Regions from separate parts of the Mus musculus genome. Here regions 1 and 2 are each linked to region 3. Evidence: chromatin loops called from intact Hi-C (ENCODE). Cell type or tissue: heart. All regions are shown on one strand. Each heading gives the region's core, and the rest is flanking DNA. Links, peaks and the distances in the headings are about the cores only.

Region 1 (5,441 bases), core at 831-4,830, 180 kb after region 3:
ACCTGAGTCCTGAAAGACAGCAAGGAGATGCACCCGGGACCCAGGACCTCACCTGGGGATTTTGTGGGGAAGACCAGGCCCGGGTGAGGTGGAGGGACACGTGTGGTTTTCTTACTGTGTGATGGTATTGTTATGCTCTTTCTTGAAAGAACTCTATGAGCTATTCTTGGAAAGTTGCCTTCCTAGGGTTTGCCTGATGGTCAGTTTTGATGGTCCACTGGCACACAGGGCAGCCAGGTAGCATTTCCTGAGGTCAGTGGGCTGCCACCTGCTTCTGCTGCAGGAGGAACTTGCTAGTGACAGGGAAAGGGTGAGGATTCAGTCCCTGCAGCTCTTGGGAATCTGAAGGTAGTGAGTGGTTCAGGCCCGGCTCTGTAGGTCTTTAGATCTATGGGCCCGCAGCTCTGTGGCCCCAGTTGAGCCTGGTCCTGCCTGCTTTTGCTGCTCCACTGTGGGAGGCCTCTGACTCACGCTCCCTCCTGCCTCCTCTCCCAGGAGCAGAATTAGCCACTGAATAATTCACGGTGTGGAACCCAGCCTGGCTCCATCCCCCGCCGCCTCCGCTCCCGAAGCCAGGGCTATGGATGTGCATGGTGCCCCTGCCCTCTGAGCTGATGCTGTAGGCAACCGCTCAGGGTCTCTGAGCTTCGTCACTTCATCTTGAAATTGGGACTGATGGTTTTGCAGGGTCGCCTGTGGGGAGAAAGTCAGGAGTCCCCATTCTGGATGGGCGGGTGGATAATGGTTTCTCACAGGCTCCATCCCATCTTCCCTGGTGAGGTATTGCTAACTCCATGTGTAGTTGTGTATACATGCATGTCGGGATGGCTGTCCTGTCCTAGGGTACCCTCTCTGTAATCCACCATACCTGAACTGTGTCCCTCTAGGGAAGAAAGCTGCTGCGTCTCCCAGCCTGGGGATACCAGACTTGTCTTTTGCTCTCTTTTACACTCATGGCCCAATGTCTGGAGCCTGATGGAACCCACAATTAGACTCCCAGTCAGGCCCTGTGTAGAGCTGCCTGTTCTTGCCTCCTTTCACGCAGGGCTATGCAGCTGTCTGTGTTGTACACCCTAAGGCTTAGCCTCAGTCAGGGAGCATTGGGGGAGACCTTTTACCCATACCTCCTGGACCCCACAGCAGGGGTGGGCTGGCTCTTGCAAGGGTATCTCAGACCCTGCTGCTACCTGGACTGGTGAGAAACCAGTCCAGAACCAGTGTATGTATGTAAAACCAGCATGGAGCATCAGCACGCCGTGCAGCTTTTACCCAGGAGATGGTGGGAGGTCGCACACTGTAGTGTTAGAACTGAGTGTCTCCGAGCATGGTCGGTCCCCTCTTAGAAGCCTGTGACAGTGCTGAGTGGAAGGACCACCCGGAGTCACTCACCTGGTGGAAGCTCTTGGCATCTTCATGATGGGAGGGGCTCTTCAGTCTGGTCTGGTTCTATGCTGGTTTCTTACCAGGCAGTCCCCTGGTTAGGCTCCTCCAGAGTTGGGCTGTCCCCAGCAGGCATCTGTGTGGATAGGTGAATTCCTAGCAGTAGACACAAAGGGACCCAGAGGCTCTGGGACCTGACATGGCCCACAGCCAGCTTGTCCTGACTGGTGTTTTGATTTTCATTTGGTTCTGGCTGTCTGTAGTCCCTAGGCTTAGGCATCAGACCCCTCTCAGAGTAGAGTATTGACACCTTCTGACCTCATTCTGGTGTGGGTAAATATCTCCTTACTTATCCTCTATAAGCCCTCGTGAACCTGCTTCTATCCAATTCATGTTCTTTGCTTCCAGTTTCTCTATGTCTGGTTCATGGTCTCTATCAGTTCAAGGCAGGCCCAGAGATGTTTGCTGATGGAGAGCTGTTATTGCTAATGATGGGGTCAAGAGAAGAGGCTCTGGGGCTTGGCAGTCCGAGAAGGCTTCCTGGAGGAGATACTACCTAGCCTGCCATGGAAACTACCAGCCTAGGTTTGGGGCTCTCCAGCTTTCTCTCTGACTCACTGTGCACCAGCCCAGCCCTGGTATACAGAGGGCCAGCAGCACACTAGCCATCCAGATAGCTGGTAGCATTTGCCTGCTATTTAGCCAGCCTGTGGGACCATTTCCCATCAGTCCTGAGGCTCAGATGCCCGATAAGACTTACGGGAAGCCAGGCATGGCGGTGCAAACCTGTCATCCCAGCTACTCAGTAGTCAAGTTCAAGGCCATCCAGGCCTGCAGAATGAGTTCAAACCCAGCAATTTAGCAGATCCTATCTTGTAAAAGGGGGATGTAGGGTGGGGGTAGAGAATGCAGCTTAGCACTTGCCTAGCTCTGGGTTTGATCTGCTGCAACATCAATTAAAAGGGAGGGAGGGACCTAGGCGGTGTAGTCAGGGCCTGAGAAAGAGCCCTAAATAACGGGAACAAAGTAGGCAAAGGCGTGAGGCGGAGAAGCCCAGGTGTGTCATCCCAGAGACCCTCTGTCCGAATGGCACAGGGGGCCATGCTGCCTAGGAGGCACTGGGCACCCTGTGTCACAGGCCACTATTTAAGCTCTAATTGAATAGCCCTTGGGACCAGAGATCTGTTCCCAGAGCTTGCAGCTGGCTCATAAGAGCTGAGCCCCTCAGTGCACAAGGTTAGCGTCATGGCAAGCAGGTTGGCAGCCTGGCTGTGTCCTCTGGGCAGGGCTGGCTTCATTGTCATCCTCCCGACTACTCAGGAAATGAGCTCTGTCTGAAAAAGCAGCCTTATCGCCTGCTTCCAGCTTACACAGGCAGTGCGCATCTGTGGGACACTGGGGGGGGGGTGCGGGGGGAGCGACCATGCGAAGATAAAGGAGCCACCCAGCTGGAGTCCGTCCACGCGCTTGCATTTTTGGGGATGACGCCACTTGAAATCCGACTTGTGTTGCATACTGCCATGTTTCTTTCGTCTTTTCCTTCCTCCCCAACCCCCACCCCAATCCTGGAGATCAAACCCAGAGCCTGGTGTATGCTAGGCACGTGGTCTGCCTCTGAGGCACACCCCAAGCGTTGTCTTGTTTTTAAAAATTGTTTGCTTTGTTTTTGGATTTTGTGTGTGTCGTGTGGTGTGTGTATGATATGTAAGTGTGCATATTCAGTGTGTGTGTACATTCCTGTCCTTGCGCCTTGTTTGAGGTAGGAGTCTCTTGTCCTTTGCCCATGCATGTGCCAGGCTAGCTGGCTGGCAAGCTTCCGGGAATTCTCCTGCCTCTGCCTCCCATCTCACTCTCCACAGGAGTGCTGGGATTTCAGATGCACACCACCAAATTCAACTTTATCTCCGTTCTGGATGTCTGAACTCCAGACAAACCAGAAGAGGGCGCCAGATCCCATTACACATGGTTGTGAGCCACCATGTGGTTGCTGGGATTTGAACTCAGGACCTCTGGAAGAGCAGTCGGTGCTCTTAACCACTGAGCCATCTCTCCAGCCCTGGATATCTGAACTCAAGTTGTTATTCAGGAGCCTTGTACCCACTGAGCCATCTCATGTAAGGGCCTAAGGGCCGTCCTTAAACCCAGGATGTTAAGGACGAGCTGTCTCCACTGCTCACTACCCCATGATACTCGACCCCCTCTGGAGCTAAGTGGAGTCTTCTAGAGCACCCCCTGGGTGGAGCAGTGGCCCTGTAGATGGAACCCAGAGCTTCGTGCATTCCAGGCAAGTGTTCTACCAACAGAGCTACATCTCCGGCCTTTGTTCAGACTCAGTACTTCTGGGTGCTTCCCAGCGTCTCATAGTGCCAACCAGAGCTCTGAAGTTGCAAGAGAGAAAAAGCCCCACTCAGACCCCTTCTACACCGCCACTCTGCTCTCCCCCCCAAGACTAGAGCTGGGTGGAAGCTTCTAGAACAAACCCTGGGTGGAAGATGATGGTACAAGGAACAGGGGCAAGTCCCTACCAGACCCACTTGGCTGTGCATGTTTGTGCATTGGGGTCGATTACTGAGTCCCAGGCGAGTATCATGAACTGAATCAGCAGTTACTTATGGCCAGGGATGGTGAAACTGTGACCCTGGACCATAGCACCCTCTCTATTCAGGGTGGGTGGCCAAGGCCACACCGCCTAGATCTGGAAAATGCTGGGCTGTTTGTTCAGGCCATGTGTTCAGCTCTGCCATGGCTGCAGCTATAGGAGCCTCTGACAGTACCATGATCAGCACCGTAGCCATCTCTGGCCATGCAGTCTTGCCCCCCCCCCCCCAAGAAGTCCCAAGAAGCAGCTTTAAGAAGGCTTCTAGCCAGGCAGTGGTGGCACACGCCTTTAATCCCAGAGGCAGGTGGATCTCTGAGTTCAAGGCCAGCCTGGTTGAGTTCAGGACAGCCAGGGTTATACAGAGAAATCCTGTCTCGGAAGAATACATGAAGAAGGCCTCTGCTAGGGAGGTGTAGGTGGCAGGTACCGATAGTCCTAGCACTTGGGAGGCTGAGGCAGAAATTTCATGAGTTTGAGGCCAGCATGGCTACCTATCCTGTCACAAAAGCAAGAAAAGGGACTGTTGAGATGGCTCAGTGAAGCACTTGGTGCACAGCCTGAAGACTTGAATTCAGACCCCAGGTCCCTCATAAAGGGGAGGGAAAGGCCAGCCTCACAAGGTTGCCCTCCATCTTCCACAGTGTACAGTGGCATCCATGGCTACACACACACACACAATGAATTTAAATATAGTAATAACACTAAAACAGCAAATTGTGTTTTGTAGCTTACTGACTTGGTAGTGCATTTGCCTAGCCCGTAACAAAGTTCAACCCTGCATAAACCAGGGCAGTGGTGCACACCTGTAATCCGGGCACTTAGAGGTAGAGGCAGTGGGTTGTGAAGCCGAGGCTACCCTCCCCTACATAGGAAGTTTGAGGCTAACCGGGGCTATGTGTGACCCTGTCTACCGACAAACACAAAAATCAAATCCAACGGTTCCTGGGTAGAGGTTGGGGTCAGATTTCCCCAAAGCCATTCTGAGCTTTCTCCAGAGTTGCTGCTCCCCCTGGCTTCCCCCTAGGCTCAGCTGGCCATGAGACCCTCTGCCAACCCTTTCCTCCTGCTCCCCTCTCCTGCCTCACCCAGTGTGGCACCCTGCTACCTGGGGCCCATGCTAGGTCATTTGGCCACTACCTGGAGCTCTTGGTCATACTCTGGGGGAGCTGTGTGCCCTGTTGCCCTGACCCCTAGGTGCCAACTGCCTTGCTCAAAGGGCTTATATTGTTCATTTTTAAACTCTTTTCTGCCCCCCCCCCACCTTCCCCAAGTAGTATTGGAGTTGGACATTCTTGTCTTCTCGAGGCAGAGGCCCTGGGGATGGACACATGGATTGGGGCTCCTGGCCTCTCTTTCTGGACTCAGTTTTGGAGCCACTGTGGGTTCCCCTGCCTGCATGCACCCCTCCCCTCACCCACAGGCAGTTCCGGGAAGGCCTAAAAGAGGAACCTTGCCATGGGGC
Region 2 (5,441 bases), core at 831-4,830, 410 kb after region 3:
GATATAGGGTCCCAAGTACCTCGGGCTGGCTCTGCACCCTCTATGTAGCAAGGGCTAACCTCAAACCTCTACCTTCCAAGTACTGAACTGCTGGCATGCACAGCACACTAGAGAAAACAACTTGTTCATTATCAGTAACAGAATAGGAGGCATATACTGATGTGAGGATTCCACACTGCTCCTCCTGGTAGAAACCAAAAGGCTGTTTCTCTTCTCACCCTGATGACACTGTGACACCCTGATGCCCAAAGCCAGATGGCCTTAAGAGTTCCAACCATTAAGGGCCAGATTCTCATTACTCTCCCTTTCCCTGCATACACTGGACGGGACCCACTGGGCTCCTAGCAGACTTGTTGAAGGCAGGCTGGCCTTGCAGTCACACCAGCCAGCATCCCCTGACTCCTATAATCCCCAATTCTGGAAATAATATACATACTGGAATCTGTGAATTAAACGGGTTCAAATATTCTTTAAATACTCATCTTGCAGTAGACTGACCCATTTTCTTCCCAGTACTTACAACCAATTCTAATTCAAACTCCAGTTCTAAGAGAGCCATCCAATGGCCTCCATGGGCACTAGACACACGGGCAAAATGATCCTGTGCAAAATTTCAATTAAAAACAAATAAACAAAACAAAACAGACCTTTGAAAAGGGGAAAAGATGCTGGTAGTGCCTATGGGCAAATGGTTTAGCTCAAAAGACGCTTGTTGGGCGAGCAGCAGGACTTGAGGTAAGATCACTCCTGTAGGCTAGCACCCAACTCAAAAAAGCTGGAGGGGCACGGAGCCGCATTCCCAGTGCTAGAAAAGTACAAGGACCTACGTGGCCTGCTGGCCCAGCCAAATGGTGAGGTCCTGTCTGAAACCATGAAGTGACAGGGACAGCCCAGACCCAAAATAGCCAAAGGAACCAAGGATTCAAAAGGAGCTTCAAAGTCAAAGCTTAGGCTCTAACATGGGGAAAACAGGTACATTAGCAAGCACTGGAGTCGGGCGAGAGTGGGAACCCAGAAACCTGCTCTACCCAGATAAACGTCCTCAAGGCTGGAGCCTATAGATTCCTCACATTAGTTTATCGGCTTCTCACTCTTAGCCATCTTTCAAGAAATAAGCCAGGCATGGTGACTCACATCTCAAATCCTGGCAATCTGAAAGTGGAGGCAGAAGGATGGGGATCAAAGACAGCTTCAGCTTCATAAAGAGCTGGCCAGCCTGGACCATGCCAGACCCTGTTTCACAACAAAACAAAACAACCCCCACAAACATACAAAAGGATTAAGTCAAACAATGGTGACATCAAATGACGACCTCTTGAAATATTGTAAGTTCTAAGTTGACAACTATATTGGGGCGCTGAATTTTCATGGTAGTTCAAAAGCAATTGTTTGGGAGTACATGTCTGTAGGACCAGCACCGTGAAAACTGAGAAGAACCAAGAGTTCAATTTCAGCCTGAACTACATAGAGAGGCCCTGTCTCGTTTAAAAAAAAAAAAAAAAAAGTGGTGTTCTTAGGCCCTTTGGCCCTTGGTATTAGCCACACCAACACATGAAGGAACTGGCTCAAGTGAAGTTGAAACGGCAGAGGAACACATGCTATCAACTGTCAAAAAAGATTTTAGGAATCTGGCTCCTGTGCAGGTAGACAGAAACAATGCCTTTAAAAAGCCAGTCACCATAGAAGAAATCATGAAGTAAGCGGCCAAACGAACAATGTGAAAAAGCAATGGTCCAGGGTACCGACCTAGTAAAAGGAAGCAGGTTGGTAATGTGCTTGGGTCCGATGGCAATGCCTTACTACGGAAACCATTGGGAACACAGCAACTGGTCAACCCTGGAAACCCTTGGCCAGGAAACTGGAATGCCCCCAGATAGTCCTGTTCGTCCTGCCCTCCACCAACCCCCAGGTGCAAGGGCTTGCCGCAGAAACGGACTCCCCAAATGGTCCCCCACTGTAGAGGAAACAAGATCGTTGTAACCGGGAGACCTCGCGCCCTGGCCGGGGACACGATCGCCCTTACCTTCCTCGCTCACGTCGTCTACGAAATCCTCGGGGTCGCTGAAGGAGGGCTCATCTGCCTCTCCGTTCTCCAGAGCCCGCGGCTCCGCCTCAGCCGCGCTCCCATCAGACCCGCCCTCCTCCTCCGCTCCAGCCGAGGGGTGCCCCCGGGCCTGCTCGCCAACGGCCTCTGCCTTCCCGGGAGCAGAGGGCTCCTGCGACGGGGACCGCTCCGCCGACTGCGGCGTGGGCGAGGCGGCCGGACTCGTCGCCGTTTCCTCTTCGGATTGGGCCGCCGGCTTGGCCCTCACTTCGGGCTCCGGTCCGGCCTCGGCGTCTTCTTCGGCGTCTTCCGTCTGCCCCACTTCGGACCCCCCAGACCCTGCCGCCTCGTCCGTCGGCGGCGACTCGGAGGCCGGCTGCTGCCTCGCGGGCTCAGCCCGCTCCTCGGCCGCCTCGGGCACCGCCACGTTCTCAGCGTCCTGCATGGGCCCGCGCTGCTTCTCACCCGGCTCGGCCGCCCTGCTTCCGACTCCCAGAAGTCACCGCGCGCCGCTAGCGCGGAGCCATGTGCGTGCAGCGATGGGATCGTACCAAGATGTGGCTCGGGGGAGACACCCACGCCCTCATTCCTCACGATCAGCCCGAGAAAACTCAGATATGCATAAAAATCTAGAAACAATTAAAATAATAAGTTTCAAGATATGCAAGTTTATTTATAGCCCAAAAGGTTTTTTAAGGTAGCAAATAAATTCACAAGGATATGTGGCTCCCCCATTCTAGCTAAGAAATAGTTGCGTCCAAGATGGTAGAAGTTCCTTTGCCTCTCCCAGCGGGCGCTACGGGGAAGGACTGTACTATCTGGGGAGCATCAAGTGGATTCTCAAATGATTAACACGCGTAACTGTATGAAGACAAAATATGTGACCATAAAATAATGCCAAGACAACTGAAAGCTCCACACATGATTCTTTGTAAGCTTTGCTTTTAATCAGACAGACTGCTTGACTGACATGACTGGCTTCGCTCCCCCGTAAGGTCTTGCATTTTAGACCGGTCCACTGACGGGGCAAAAGAACGAAGGGTTCCAAAATTACGCGAGGAGCTCGCCGACAACCAGGGGCCGCCAACACACACAAGAATGACTGCCCGCACAATGCAGAGTCGTGTGATGAGCGGCTTTAATCTCAATGGCCATCCTCACTGCAGCGGCTCGCAATTTAGCGTTGGCCCCAGACGTGAAAGTCACTGTGATTCTGTCTGCCGGTGACTGCGGTCTTCACGCGCGGGAGAGCGCGATCACGTGGGCCAGCGTGGGGTGGACGGGACGGAACCTTCGTGGAGTGACCAGGGGGACCCCAAGAGTGGTTTGCTTGAAAAGATAGTCAAGATTTTTGATACTTCCAGTTCAAAGTTTCGAAAATCTTAATAAGAACTAGTTGAGGGGACTAAGAGCTTAAGAACACAAGTTTCGCTCTCAGTACCCATATGGTAGTTTACAACCATCTCTTAACTCGAATTTTTTTTTATGCGTATCAGTGTTCTGCCAGCAAGTCTGTCTGTGCACCGTGTACAAGCGGAGGCCGAAAGAAGGCATCGTATCACGCGCAGGACTTAGAGTAGACAATTATGAACCGCATGTCGTTGCTGGCAATAGAACCCAGGCTCTCTAGAAGAGCAGGCAATGCTCTGAACTGTTGAGCCTAATTTAAAAGACAAAACAACAACAAAAACAGTTGAGTCACCTCTCTGGTCCCAGATCATTCCTAAGAAAAAACAAACAAAACTTTCCTTTTTTTTTTTTTTTAAAGGACCTGTTAGTTGACCAGGAAGCATAGACTTGGAATCCCAGCACTGGGGAGACTGAGGCAGAAAGATCATGCCAGCCTGTGCGATATAAAGACTAAACCACAAAACATGTGAACACGGGCTGATGGATAAGTTAGTACTGGGCTGGCTGAGGTTTTTTTTTTTTTTAAGATTTATTTATTTATTTATTTACTACATGTAAGTACACTGTAGCTGTCTTCAGACCCTCCAGAAGAGGGGTCAGATTTCATTACAGATGGCTGTGAGCCACCATGTGGTTGCTGGGATTTGAACTTCAGACCTTCGGAAGAGCAGTCGGGTGCTCTTACCCACTGAGCCATCTCACCAGCCCCTGGCTGAGTATTTATGATCTACTCAGAAGTATTTATGATCTACTCATCATTTCTTGCTGTTAATCCTGACAATTGAGTTCTATCCTGCAAACTCATATTGTAGACGGAGAGAACTGACTGGGGCCAGGGGCGCTGATGTGCTAGGTACCCACTAAGTAAATTAATTTACTTTTTTTGTTTGTTTGTTTTGTTTTAAGAGACAGGGTTTCTCTGTGTAGCCCTAGCTGTCCTGGAACTCACTTTGTAGACCAGGCTGGCCTCGAACTCGCCTGCCTCTGCCTCCCGAGTGCTAAGATTAAAGGCATGCACCAGCCTGGCTAAAGGATACTTAGTTTTTAATTAGTGTCTCTTCTAGGACTGGCAGGCCCAGACCTTTGAGAGCCCAAAGCCCCAGTGTCTGGATTCGATCCAAATCTTGAGAAAGGCTTATGGCTCCGGGTTCTAGAAGCCAGAGACTTATCATGGCTGTAGGTGCTGGGGAAACAGACTTTCTTCTCTAGGTTAGGTTGCCAGGAGCCCCACACAAAGCATCCACTGTAACCCTCCACCAAGTACTTTTATGGCTCTCAAGCCCTGAGTGTTGAGACCCATGGCTCCTCAAAGATAGTGCTCTCCCATTCTCTTTCTCACTTTCTCTGTCTCTCCTTGAGACAGAGTTTCCCTGTGTAGCTATGGCTGTCCTAGTACTCATTCTGTAGACCTGGCTGACCTCAGATCCCCCTACCTCTACCCTAGTTCTGGATTAAAGGCATGCACCACCATTGCCTGTCTAGCATCACTCTCTAGCTTCAGGTAGGCCTCTGCTTAAGAGTCCCAGCTCTTGAATAGCAGAACTCATAACCCTGCAAGCCTGTCCAGGCCCAAGGATAGTTTTGCGTGTAGCCCAGCCTAAACTCGTGTACTTACTCAAAAATAGTTTTGCAATTTTATTTTAAACTCCACTGCATAGTTCTCAGGCGTGAAGTCTGGATGTCAAAGGGTTGGATGCACCTCTTCTCAGAGCTTGGCAGCTCTCTGGAACTCTTCCAGTCACCAAGCCACGGCTTTCATCTTCAGCTCTTCAAAGCCTTGCCTGTAACGTCTCTATGGTTTTTCCTCCATACCTCTGCTTCCCGAGAACTGTCCCCGGCAGCTCTTCACCTGCATTCAAGTTGCCACTGTCCTGTCAGAGCTCCACTCTGTCCTCTTGTATTACCGGCTGGGCTGCTGAGGTTCCTGCTTTGTTAAGACAAGCTGCTTAGGCTAGAGATATGGCTCAGCGGTTAAGAACACTGACTG
Region 3 (5,441 bases), core at 778-4,777:
ACAGATGACATCAGATAATGTATGTAAAGCACTTTAGAAATTACAGCATGCCATATAAATGCCAGGGGTAATTAAGAGACTATTATGGAGTGCATGGATACACGTGTTTATTTCAAGCACTTTAGCCTTTTAGCAAATGTGAAGGATATGGCCAGAACCCTTGTCAAAGTCCCAAATTAGATACTATCAACAGTATATAATTTCTCCCATAAAACACCACAATGTGTCACTAAAAAAAAAAAGCTAAATGGCCCTTTAAAATAGTTAATGATTCTATAAACACCAGCATCAAGCTATTTATAAAGTTATTTGTAAATGTCTGGAGCATTTGCCGAAAACTGTGAATTAATTTAGGTTTTTAAAACTGAATAAGGTTTGAACTCTAGTCCATGGGTTCAGATTCCCCCATTTTCTGTCTTAGAAACATATTCTTAGGTGTCATGGCATGCATTTAGGAAGCAAAGGCGGGAAGATCAGGAGTTTAAAGTCATCCTTGGCTGTAATTTTCCCAGCCTGAGATAAATGAGACCTCTCTTAAAAGACAATAAACCGTGAGCTGGGGTGATCCCTTAGTGGGTACAGCATTGGCTTCAAAGGAGTGAGGACCTGTGTTCAGATTCGCTAGAATCCACACACAGCCAGACGCAGTAGCAGGCATCTGTACTCCAAGCAAGATGGGAAGTAGAGATGGGCTATCTTCAGTTTCTGAGCCAGCTACCCCAGCATATGCAATGGCAAACAATAAGAAACCCTGCCTCACACAAGGTGGAAGGCAAGGGCCAACACCAAAGGTTGTCTTCTGTTTGTAATAGAAAGTGGGATATGGAACAGGTACACATATTGAAAAAAAACATTTTGAGACAGAGTCAAGCTTTAGTCCAGGCTGGCCTCAAATTCCATATTTTCCTGTCTCGGGCTCTCTCAATACTGGGATTATATCACACAAGCTTGACCTCCTCTTGCAACATCATCTCTAGCCAAGATGGTGAGAGAGTTACTATGTAGCCCTGGCTGGCTTCAAACTCATCTCAATTCTCTTGCTTCTGTAATGATTCTCCATGCAGCACCAACACCCTTCAGACACCACACTTCAGACCACTATTCCACATCAAACTGCCTGAGTGATTATGACAAACACAGATGTGTGTGTGCGCGCTCGTGCATGTGTGTGCAAGTGTGTGTGTGTGTGTGTGTGTGTGTGCGCGCGCCAGTGCACATACATACAAAGGCCAAGAAGTCGCTCAACTGCCTCCCCTCTGTAACGTTTCAAACAGCTTCTCTCACTGAACCTTAAGCTTATCATTGGGGCTAGGATAGCTGCACAGCAAGTTACTGGAATTGGTCTTATCTTGGGTTTTGAGAGGTGGGGTTACAGGCACAACTGGAAATTTGAACTCATGTCCTCACACTTTCACAGTTCTTTCCCACTGAACCATCTCCCCTTAATCATATTTTAAGAAAGTGCCTAGGGAGACCCATACAATAATTTTGTTTGTTTGTTTTCTCCTTATTTGGGGCCCATGTAACACTCAAAGCAGCTTTTGTTTGAAAATGATGACCCACCCTGCTTCAATGTTTTTGGAAGGAAAACGACTGAGCTTTCTCCCTAAACTTAAGAGCAGGAGGACCTCATCGCTATTTCCCAACTTTGCAGCCACATCTTGGGCTCACAGCCGGACCAACCTGGGAATCAAGGCAGAGAGTCACTCTGTACACCTGGCACTTTTGGCCTCGCCCCATTTCCCACAACTTCCAATCCCAAGCGTAGTTATTGTGACTGACAAACGATCAGAGCACTTCTAATTGGTTGCGAAGGGCTTCAGCTCCTCCTCCTCAATGGCCCCACCTCCCTTTCATTCTGAAAGAAAGAAGTTTGCTCAGCAGTCCAATAAGAAGCTCCCTCATCGAAAAGATCCCGCCTTTTTCGGCACCGGCTCCGCCCCAAGGACCACAGGAGTGCCCGCCTCCTCCAAGGCACGCTTGTCCAGTAAAAAAGCGCGCTGCCCAAGATAGAAGACTTCCCAACCAATAAAAGAGTTTCTGCGCGGCGCCGCCCCGCCCTCCGCGCCTTCCCCTCCGCCCCTCAGCCGGCCCGGCGAGTGAGGGCCTCGGGGCGGCGGCGGCGGACGCAGCCTGAGGGAGCGGCGGGCGGGGCGGCGCCTGGCCCGGCAGGGCCGCGCCGGCTGAGGGGCGTCCATGGCGCGCGGGCCCCAGCGGGGCGCGGCCGCGGCCTGAGGGCGGCCATGTCCGGGGTGGTGCGGACCCTTAGCCGCTGCTTGCTGCCGGCCGAGGCCGGAGCCCGCGAGCGCAGGGCGGGCGCGGCGCGCGACGCGGAGCGCGAGGCCCGACGGCGCAGCCGCGACATCGACGCGCTGCTGGCCCGCGAGCGGCGCGCGGTGCGGCGGCTGGTCAAGATCCTGCTGCTGGGCGCCGGCGAGAGCGGCAAGTCCACCTTCCTCAAGCAGATGCGCATCATCCACGGCCGGGAGTTCGACCAGAAGGCGCTGCTGGAGTTCCGCGACACCATCTTCGACAACATCCTTAAGGTGACGCGCGGCCCCGCCCACACACACCTGGTCCAGGTGGCGCGCGGGCCCCGCCCCCTTTGTTCTCCACGGACCCGCGACCCTGCCACCCGGCGCCCCTCCCTTCCAATAGGGACCTCAAGCAATGCAGTTGGGGTTACTCCCGTGACCTCCCAGGGGCGCGATAGATTTGCAGAGCCCTGGACGCTTGGGGACCGTGGGAATGCAAGCTGGACCACTCTCAGGGACTTGGGTTACAAATAGGGTGTTAGGGCTGGACACGTGGATTGAGGGTCGCCAACTCTCCCTGTCCCTCCAGCATGCAAAGTTTATAGTGTAGGTTGGAGGACATCAGCCTTCGTTTTTTATTTGTAAATGAGAATTGACCATTTTATTCCCCCCACCACACACACACACACACATTATATCATATACCCCAGACTGGCCTTGAACTCACTCTGTAGCTAAGAATGACCTTGAACTCCTGATCCTTTCTCTCCTCAACTTCTCAAATCCTGGAATTACAGAGGAGGAGGGCGCTGTGTCACCATACTTTGTTCGTGTAGTGCTGGGATTGAATCCAGAACTTCATGCGTGCTAGGGAGGACATTACTAACTAGACTAAGTTGCCAGTGTTTGTATTTTTGAGATAGGGAGTCATGAAGCCCAGGCTGGCCTTGCCATGTAGACAAGGCTGACCTTAAACTCCTTATCCTTCTGACCCGTCTCCCCAGTGGTAGGATTACAGGCATGTGCCACCCATACTTTGTTCTTTAAACCTTTTAGTATGGTGATTTAACATACACACCAAGTTAGGTGAGATGTTAGAAGGAGCTTCGAGACACCCACTACCCAGCATTGAAACAAGGGTCAGTTCTGTGCCAATCGTGTTCGTCCCTAACCACCTCCCTACCTGTACCCCCGGCCTCACCCCGACCCCAGTCTCCAAGTTAATCCAAGATATATAGTTGTATTAGAAAACATCTTGGTATGTGACACTAAACCTGCTTTAAAAGCATATGTACAGGACCATTATAGAACTAAAAAAAGGAAGAGGAAAAAAAAAATTAGACTAGGAATATGGTTCAGTGGGAAAGCACCAGTCTAGCAAGTACAAGCCCAAGGCGTCCAACCTCTACACTGCAAAACACAAAAACAAAGAACCTTCCAGAAGCCTTCTCATGTCATTCAGGGTCCACGTGTCCTTCATTGTTGCATAGTTGTTTTGTCTGTTTGAACTAGATGCAATAATCCTCATGTGGTAATGAACTCAAGGTCCTGTCCCTTGTGCCTTTTATATTCTGTGCCGTATATGTGAAAGAAACAGTCATGTTGACAGAGTCTAGGATCAGTGTTAATACAGTGAGTCTTTGCAGAAGGGTCAAAAAGAAAGTTGTGGAGAACTGGGCCTGTAGCTCTGTAAGTCTCTTCCAATGTGCATAAGGCCCTGGGTTGAGTGTGGGATAAACTGGTCAAGGTAGCATTCTCCTGCATTTTGAGATTCTCCTGCACTGTGGAGGTAGAGGCAGGAGGATTTAAGTTCAAGGCTTAGCTGCATGGACGGTTTGAGGCTAGCCAGGACTATGTGAGAGCCTGTCTCAACATTGGAATAAGATGTAGCAAAAGTCTAGACACAGAGTCTATTCTGCACCTAGATTAGCTTCCTCGTCAAGTTTCTCATCTCTCTTTTTCTTCTTGATTCTTTCCAAGCCCCTGGTTTTTTGGGGGGTGGGGGGACAGGTCTGAGGAACACGGTTTCAAGCAGGTAGAGAGGTTTGTCTTATCAGAAAAGCTACCCTCGAAACTAGATTTTTACAGGGCCTTGGTTTTTTTTTTTTAAGTTAGCAAGGGGACGCAGAAGCCCATCTGGGACACGTCTTTCAGTTCGGCCTTGAGAAACCTTGGTGTAGGGCGGTTGGGCTGGGATCCTGGGAGCCAGACTTCCGGGCCAACACTCCCACACTCAACATGTTTGTTACTAAATGTTTCATTTTAATACAAGTAGCTCCTCTGGGTTCAAGATGGGGAAAAAATCTTATGAAGGAAAAATCACACACTTTTCACCTTCCAGAGAGAGCCTCGGGGAAGCAAGGGGTTCTGGCCAAGTGCTTCATAAACATTAATGCAAACCTTAAAGGGATGGGTATATTGTTCAGAATTCCCGGCATCTTCAAGGATTTTGTAAAACTTGACTGTCACTCAAGGCCTGTTTTCCAGCATCTCCTTTAAGGAGCCTGGTTTTATTTTTGCTGCTTTTCTGAACCCCAGAGCCAGGTAGGCTTGGAGGGCTCAGTTTCTTTCAGCTTGGGAGGCAGAAAAACTATTTGGGAACATAGATCTCAAGTCTACTTTGCTCTATTAAGTGCGTTTTAGAGAAGTCAGTCTCCTTCCTGTGCTCATCAGCATCCCCTTTTCCTGGCTTCCTGTGCTCATCAGCATCCCCTTTTCCTGGCTTCCTCTATGATTTTGTTGAAAATATCGTCTGGGTCTTGTAGTTGGAAATCTTCTCCTTCTGTTCCTATTATTCTTAAATTTGGTCCTTTCATCCTGTCCCAGATTTCTTGGGTGTTTTGTGCCATGAACTTTTTAGATTTAGCTTGCTTTTTTTGACATAAAACCTCTTCCTGAGTCCTTCCATCTCCAGGACTCCCTCAGTTTGTGTTGTCTTTATTGCTTCTAGTCCCATTCTCAGGTCTTGGACAGTTTTATTCGTTTCCTTCACCGGTTTGATTGTATTCTCCTTAAGGGATTTATATATCTCCTCTCTATAGGCCTCTATCATCTTTATAAGATTGGATTTAAGGTCATCTTGTACTTTGGCTATGTTAGGATATCCAGGGCTTGCTGTAGCAGGGTAACTGGTCTCTGGTGATGCCATGTTGCCTGGCTCTTGTTGATTGTGTTCTTACACTGCCC

The links. A loop is a pair of places that touch in the nucleus more often than their neighbours do. Peaks named below come from ENCODE experiments on the same cell type or tissue, not always from the same donor. Only the 100,000 strongest peaks of a DNase experiment are listed, where the experiment ranks them.
Region 1: it touches region 3 in a loop (2.2-fold over the local background); 1 of 42 quality-filtered maps calls a loop at or near these places.
Region 2: it touches region 3 in a loop (5-fold over the local background); 1 of 42 quality-filtered maps calls a loop at or near these places.

What each region holds. Positions count from the first base shown.
Region 1 is chr5:140,642,275-140,647,715 of GRCm38, reverse strand. All of the region lies in intron 1 of Ttyh3 (tweety family member 3), which reads left to right. Among named protein-coding and RNA genes, the nearest start is that of Ttyh3, 4.0 kb to the left of the region's middle. In heart, for the core only: a CTCF peak has its summit at 3,294 (motif pointing right); DNase peaks (open chromatin) are centred at 1,323 and 2,775; H3K4me3 peaks cover 679 bases; H3K27ac peaks cover 1,740 bases.
Region 2 is chr5:140,416,409-140,421,849 of GRCm38, reverse strand. Eif3b (eukaryotic translation initiation factor 3, subunit B) reads right to left here and starts at 2,545. Exons shown (of 19, transcript NM_133916.2): 1 at 2,024-2,545. The coding sequence starts at 2,489. In heart, for the core only: a CTCF peak has its summit at 3,109; DNase peaks (open chromatin) are centred at 2,529, 2,839 and 3,109; H3K4me3 peaks cover 3,117 bases; H3K27ac peaks cover 2,551 bases.
Region 3 is chr5:140,827,099-140,832,539 of GRCm38, reverse strand. It overlaps Gna12 (guanine nucleotide binding protein, alpha 12), which reads left to right and starts at 2,109. Exons shown (of 4, transcript NM_010302.2): 1 at 2,109-2,546. The coding sequence starts at 2,244. In heart, for the core only: a CTCF peak has its summit at 3,052; DNase peaks (open chromatin) are centred at 1,929, 2,569, 3,229 and 4,459; H3K4me3 peaks cover 3,020 bases; H3K27ac peaks cover 2,378 bases.